Regions from separate parts of the Homo sapiens genome. Here region 2 is linked to region 1. The links are chromatin contacts, found by Hi-C or POLR2A ChIA-PET in ENCODE. All regions are on one chromosome and are shown on one strand. The core of a region is the stretch at or near the end of the contact, and the rest is flanking DNA. Distances in the headings are between cores, read along the strand shown. Region 1 holds the start of SEL1L3 (SEL1L family member 3). Region 2 has its middle 34 kb from the start of STIM2-AS1.

The links. Hi-C counts contacts between places; a loop is a spot of excess contacts on that map. ChIA-PET counts read pairs that join two places held with the same protein, here RNA polymerase II (POLR2A). Pooled maps may share reads with other maps.
Region 2: a map of OCI-LY7 shows a loop between it and region 1 (8-fold over the local background). The contact joins the enhancer-like site here to the promoter of SEL1L3 in region 1. A Hi-C loop is called at or near these places in 2 of 168 maps with a recorded cell type or tissue (OCI-LY7 and Ramos), 8 of 37 single-sample maps with no recorded cell type and 4 of 50 pooled maps. POLR2A ChIA-PET finds 5 or more read pairs at or near these places in 1 of 52 experiments (OCI-LY7).

What each region holds. Positions count from the first base shown.
Region 1 is chr4:25,861,581-25,864,454 of GRCh38, forward strand. It overlaps SEL1L3 (SEL1L family member 3), which reads right to left and starts at 1,408. Exons shown (of 24, transcript NM_015187.5): 1 at 1,095-1,408. The coding sequence starts at 1,256. It overlaps LOC102723733 (a long non-coding RNA gene), which reads left to right. Exons shown (of 2, transcript XR_427503.5): 1 at 1-573. RefSeq lists silencers at 407-701, 972-1,431, 1,482-1,641.
Region 2 is chr4:26,825,419-26,828,292 of GRCh38, forward strand. It overlaps a transcript of TBC1D19 not described here. Among named protein-coding and RNA genes, the nearest start is that of STIM2-AS1, 34 kb to the right of the region's middle. Within about 2 kb of position 1,378, at least 8 of the 41 ENCODE cell types and tissues checked have a DNase peak (open chromatin) inside an H3K27ac peak, as active enhancers do; they include OCI-LY7, where a contact is called at or near this core.

The DNA.
Region 1 (2,874 bases), core at 158-2,657:
TAATGACAATGCCACATAAGTGAAATGAATTCTGGACAATGACACTGCTCTTTTTTTTTTTTTTTTTGGCATTCTGTGAATTTCCTATTACATCAGTTTCATGATTCAGCATTTTCCATTTCATTTATTTACAGTAATATATGGCGAGATAACCCAAGGTTTCTGCAGGATTGTGGAACATAAGTTACTCTGGGCAGGAAGGGTGTCGCCTTCTGTAAATTTACTATTGTTTAGGAGAACTCAAAACAGAAGCAAGCAAGCCCTCAAAGGAACTGAGAAAATTTCTCCCCACTTTGTTCTGAGGGGTCTCAGCTACTCTGGTATTTAAAATAAATGGGTTTTGAAAAATAGGTTACTGCCCTTTAGTTGATGACTAAAACAGAAGCCAAGAAGTGTGCAAATTGCAAACTGACATGCATGAGCCAAACATATTCTCTGAAATGACAATGTTCAAGACGCAGCTAAAGTCACCACTCTGGCGGTAAGCGTGTTACAGAGAACTAGATTTCTTTCCGGCATCCGCAACTTGGCTGGAGTGACCAAGGAGGAGTTGAAGAGCGCTGGAGATGCGAGGTGCGTTGGCAGAAAACTGTCCGGGCCGGGAGGACCCGGTGGAAACTAAAAGGAGGGTCGACGCGGGTGGCGGGCGCCGAGAGTAAGAGGCGAAGTTGGGCACGGGAAGGAAAGGAGCTGCGAGAAGATTGAGAGGGAAGCCCAGGAGGGGTGGGGGGTTGGGGGGTGCTGGAGACTGCGCGCGGCGGGGCGGGGAGCGAACTCCGGGCGGCGAGGCTCCCGGGTGGAGTCGAGGACAAGAAGGGGTCTCGAGGGTAACCCGACCCGGGTCTAGAGAGAGTCCAGGAGGGAAAGGAATGAGCACGAGCGAGAGAGCAGCTTGGCAAGTCCGGTCCAAGCGCCCCTCTCCACGCCCGGGGTACCTATCCCAGGTGCCGGGAACGCCCGGGGCGCAGCGACGAGGAAGAGAGAAAACTAGCAGCGGCGTCCCCGCCCCGCGTGGCGGGTGTCCCCGGCCGCCCCCACCCGCGTCCCCGGGGCCCCGCGCGGAGGGGAAGACCCGGGCAGGGTCCGGCGCTCACCAGGTAGCAGAGCAGGAGCAGCGCGCAGGCAGAGCGGCCGCCGAGGCCCTGGGGGACGCCGCCACTCGGGACCATGGCTGCGGCCCGGGGGCCGACCGCGAGCGGCGGGGGTTGCTGCTGCTGCTGCCGCGGCCACCCGAGCCCCGCGCCGCGCCGCTGCATGGCGAGGCCGCCCGGATCCGGGCCGGAACAGGTCACCTGGTGCAGGGACCGGCCCCCGCCCGAGGCGCCACCTTCCCGCCCGCCCCCGGCCGGGCCGGCCGCCGCGCGCGGGGCCACCTGCCGCCACCTCCGGACCCGCCGCCGCCGCCACTGCCGCTCCCGCCGTCGCCGCCCCCGCAGCCCCAGCCGAGCGCCGGCTCCTCCCCGCCTCCCCGTCCCCGTCCCCTCCCTCCCCTCTGCCTCCCTGCCCAGCCCTCCTCCCGGCCGCTCCCTCTGGCCCCCGGGCTTCCACCCCTCGGAGCAGCGGGCGCCCACGCAGGTGGGCACCGACCCGGGTCCCGCCCCTTGGCCGCCGCCACCCCCCGCCCGGGTCGCTGGGCCCCGGCGCACCCCCCTTTCCCTTTCTCTCTGCTCCTCCCCCGCCCCCCTTCCGCGCTCCTGCTCTCTGCGATCCCCCTCCTCTCCCTCCGGCTCCCTCTTCCTTCTCCCCTCGCGCTCCCAAACCCCCTCTCTTTTTCACTTTCTCCTTTTCCTCCCTTTCCTCTTTCTCCCTTCCCATCCTCTTCCTCGCTTCCGCATTCTTCCTCTCCCACCCACCCCTTTTGCGGGTCGCACAGACCAGTTCCCGCCCGTGCAATGGGTTTTTGTCTGGTTGCTTTTTTGGCCGGGGCGCCATTCCCGCAGGGCGCAGGGCGAGTGTGCCCCCTGGAGTTGTGCCGCGCAGCTGCCCGGCTCCCAGGCCTTCAGGATGGATTTTGACCCCTGCCAACCTCCACCTGTCCACCTGCGGGGTTGGGACTGCCTCCTTGCTGGCATGTTTGCAGCCGGGCTGCGCCCCACCCTGCCGGCTGGTTCGCGGCACGTTCTGGATGTTTCCCGAGGGTTTTGTGTGGTGCCGCCGCCACCGCCACCACTGCGCTCTTTGTTTTAATTGTCCAGAGTATTGGCACCCAGGACGGGTTTGTATTTGATTTGCATCCCTGTGCTCCGGCTTCCACTTTGGACTGAGAAAAAAATGAATTAATTAGGTCAATACAGTAATACTGGAGCCCCAAATGAAAGGGGTGAGGCCCTGGAAGTGCGCAAACAGCTTTTTAAAAAACCAGGACACATCCTCGGCCTTGGGGACGCAGGTTGAGACTGGCTGCTCTCCGACCCGGGTTCTGCGGCCTGGCGGGGAGGGGCCTCCGGCCGGCGGGACCACCAGCTCGCCGCCGGCCTTGGCTTTCAGGGAAGCGCTTGGCTGTGTCTAGCGGCTCCGACAACTATCTGGGCCCGCAGCTGCTGCTCTGAAACAGTTAATCCACCTTCCAAAGTTCGCAGAAGCTTCCCTTTAGCACTGGTAGATTTGTGCGGATTGGAACTAATAATAGCCTGGGAGCCTGAGAGGCCACAGCCCTTTCCCTGTGCCACGAGCATAGGTCAAGTCACAACAGACGTCGGGGAGAGGCTGGTGGTGAGACGGGGTGCCCGGGATGGTTTGACGGGCGTGGACGCGCCCTCAGCTGCTTCAGTACAGGCCTGGCCACACCAGGCATGGTGGCTCCTCAGCTGTCGTCCACTTTTTTTTAGGTCACCTAAGAGCTGTGGCCTTGTGTGAGTTCCCTGGCCTTATTCC
Region 2 (2,874 bases), core at 128-2,627, 960 kb after region 1:
CTTTCAGGAGTAACTAGGTATATAAGGGCATGCCTCATTAGTCAGTAATTTTTATTTTTTCAATGACATTTTCTTTAATTTTTCAACATTAAGAAAAAAATCCAGGCCATAGTGAATGTAGTTTGGTTGGAAACACTCATTGTTCACTGTTTTGAAGATTTGCTGCCAATTTTCTCTATCAGTGACCTGCCACAAATTAGTTAAGTAGCATGATCTGAGAGGTGCTATTGTGTGGTTATACTAGTTAAGTAAAAGGGGTTTGGAGCCAGACTTTTGGGTGCAACTCCCAGCCCTACCACTTAGTTGTGTGACATCAGAAAAATTACTTAAAAATCTCTGTGCCTCATTTTTCTCAACTGTAAAACAGGGTTAATAGTATCTCCTTCATAGAATTGTTATAATATCAGTAGGATGAATAAGGCCATTGAAACAGGGCCTGGTCCAAGTTAAGCCTGCAATAAACATTAACTATTAGTAATGGCATATGAAAATAGCTAAGCTGGCCGGGCATGGTGGCTCACGCCTGTAATCCCAGCAGTTTGGGAGGCTTAGGCGGGCGAATCATTTGAGGTCAGGAGTTCAAGACCAACCTGGGCAACATGGCGAAACCCCATCTCTACTAAAAATACAAAAATTAGCCAGGCTTGGTGGCATGCACCTGTAATCCCAGCTACACAGGAGGCTGAGACAGGAGAATTGCTTGAACCCAGGAGGCAGAAGTTGCAGTGAGCTGAGATCGTGCCATTGCACTCCAGCCTTGGTGACAGAAAGAGACCTTGTCTCAAAAATAAAAAGTGAAAAAAAAATTCAAAGATCATATTTTTGTAATAAAAGAACAATTTAATTCCCACTGCACATAGGACTTCGCATTCTGCCTGCCCATTGTTTAACTCTAGTATCAGGGAATTCCTGCCCAGCTGCTGGATACATATTCAGTGACAGCAATAATCATGAATAGAAGGATATTTCAAACAGTTTAAAGTTGATTTATATTTGTGCCCTTACTGTCTGCTCATAGTAGGTGAACATTATTTAGAGGGGGGAAAAATAAGTGTCATTATTACTAAGTTTTAAATTCTAAACAAAGAGATCATTCTTATTAAGATATTAGAGCTGTTACAAACATAAAATGCTTCTCATCTCTCTCCAATATACCTTTCAAAATTCTCTCTTTGAAAATCATTGTTATAGATGATGTCCGCGTGTATTTTGTTAGATTGAGTTTAGATCAATATTCCACAACCCTAACAATGAATAGAGTCCAGTAAAGTTTGGCCTAATGGCATTTCAAGGTCTATAACTGTTGGCGAGCAGGAAAGACTACTGTTTTAACTTCATGAGGGTTACTGCCCCGGTGGCGGGTGGATGTTTATAATGGTTCCGGGTGTGGGTGGTGACGTAGATTCAGAGCATGGAGGAAAGTGAAGTGCTATTAGCAATAAAAGATAAACCCTTCCAGAAATAATAACTGTTATGAAACCGGAAAGAACCTCCCAGCCGTGCAGTTCAACCCCCTACTGAGATATGAGGCGAGGCAAGTCTCTCCCCTAAACTGGTTACATAATATTTTTTTCCTCAGGAGGTTTCACTACCTCTTTTATAAACTGTTAATGTGTTTATTGAATCGTATCATGGAGAAAGGAAACTAATGATTAACTTTTAACCATGATAGCTTGGCCTTGCCATGATACTTCTGGTGAACTGATGGAGACTGCTCTTCCATAGCCTTTCCTGGCTCCTTAACACAAATTCAATCACAGTAAGTGGCAAATGCTTATAAAGATGGAAAACACTTTATTTTCATCTTCACTTAATTAAAACAGCCAACTTTAAAGGTATTACTGTTTCAGGAATCTCTCTTCTTCATCACCAAATCTATCCTTTGGGTCAAAATCATCAGGCATTGGCAGGCACAGTGACTCACGCCTGCAATCCAATCATTTTGGGAGGCCAAGGGAGGCAGATCACTTGAGGCCAGGAGTTCAAGACCAGCCTGGCCAACATGGAGAAACCTCGTCTCTACTAAAATACAAAAATTAGTCAGGCATGGTGGCAGACGCCTGCAGTTCCAACTACGCAGGAGGCTGAGGCATGAGAATTGCTTGAATCTCGGAGGCAGAGGTTGCAGTGAGCCAAGATTGCACTACTGCACTCCAGCCTGGGCGAGAGAGCAAGACTGTCTCAAAACAAAACAAAACAAAATCAGGCTGGCACTCACCTACTCAGCCCTAACTTCAAGCAAATGTTTTTGAGGATGGAACCAATTTATTAGAGCTTTCTTTTTTTGTTTTTTGTTTTGTTTTTTTTTTTTTGATAGGGTCTTGCGATGACACTCAGGCTAGAATGCAGTGCCTATTTACAGGTGCAATAATGCACACTGCAGCCTCGAACTCCTGGGCTCAAGCAATCCTTCTGCCTCAGCTTCCTGGGTAGGTGTGAATACAGGCATGTGTGCCGCTGTGCCCAGCTATTTTATTAGGCTTTGAGATTAACGTAGGCCACCTGACAAATCCATATCTGAAAATACTTAAAATAGCTTTGAAATGGTTCCTCTAAGATCTCGTTTGGCAGATGCTTTGACAGCTATGGGGTTAAAGGGTAGATGGAAACTGTCCAGAACCGCCAGTCAGAACTCCCCAGCTCTGGCCCTGACTCTGGCTTTCCTTAGGCGTGTAGTCCCCAGGAGGCTTATGAAGTGCTCTGAGCCTTGATTTCCCCTTCTATTAAATGGGCTTGTCAGAGGACCAACAGGCTGTGAGTTTGAACACAAGGGATGCCCATTCTGATCACCACCCTTAGGTAGACTTAAAGTATGTCATTGAAGAACATGAATTTCAGCCTCTTAGGCTCCAGCTTCAACTGCCTTAGAAGGAG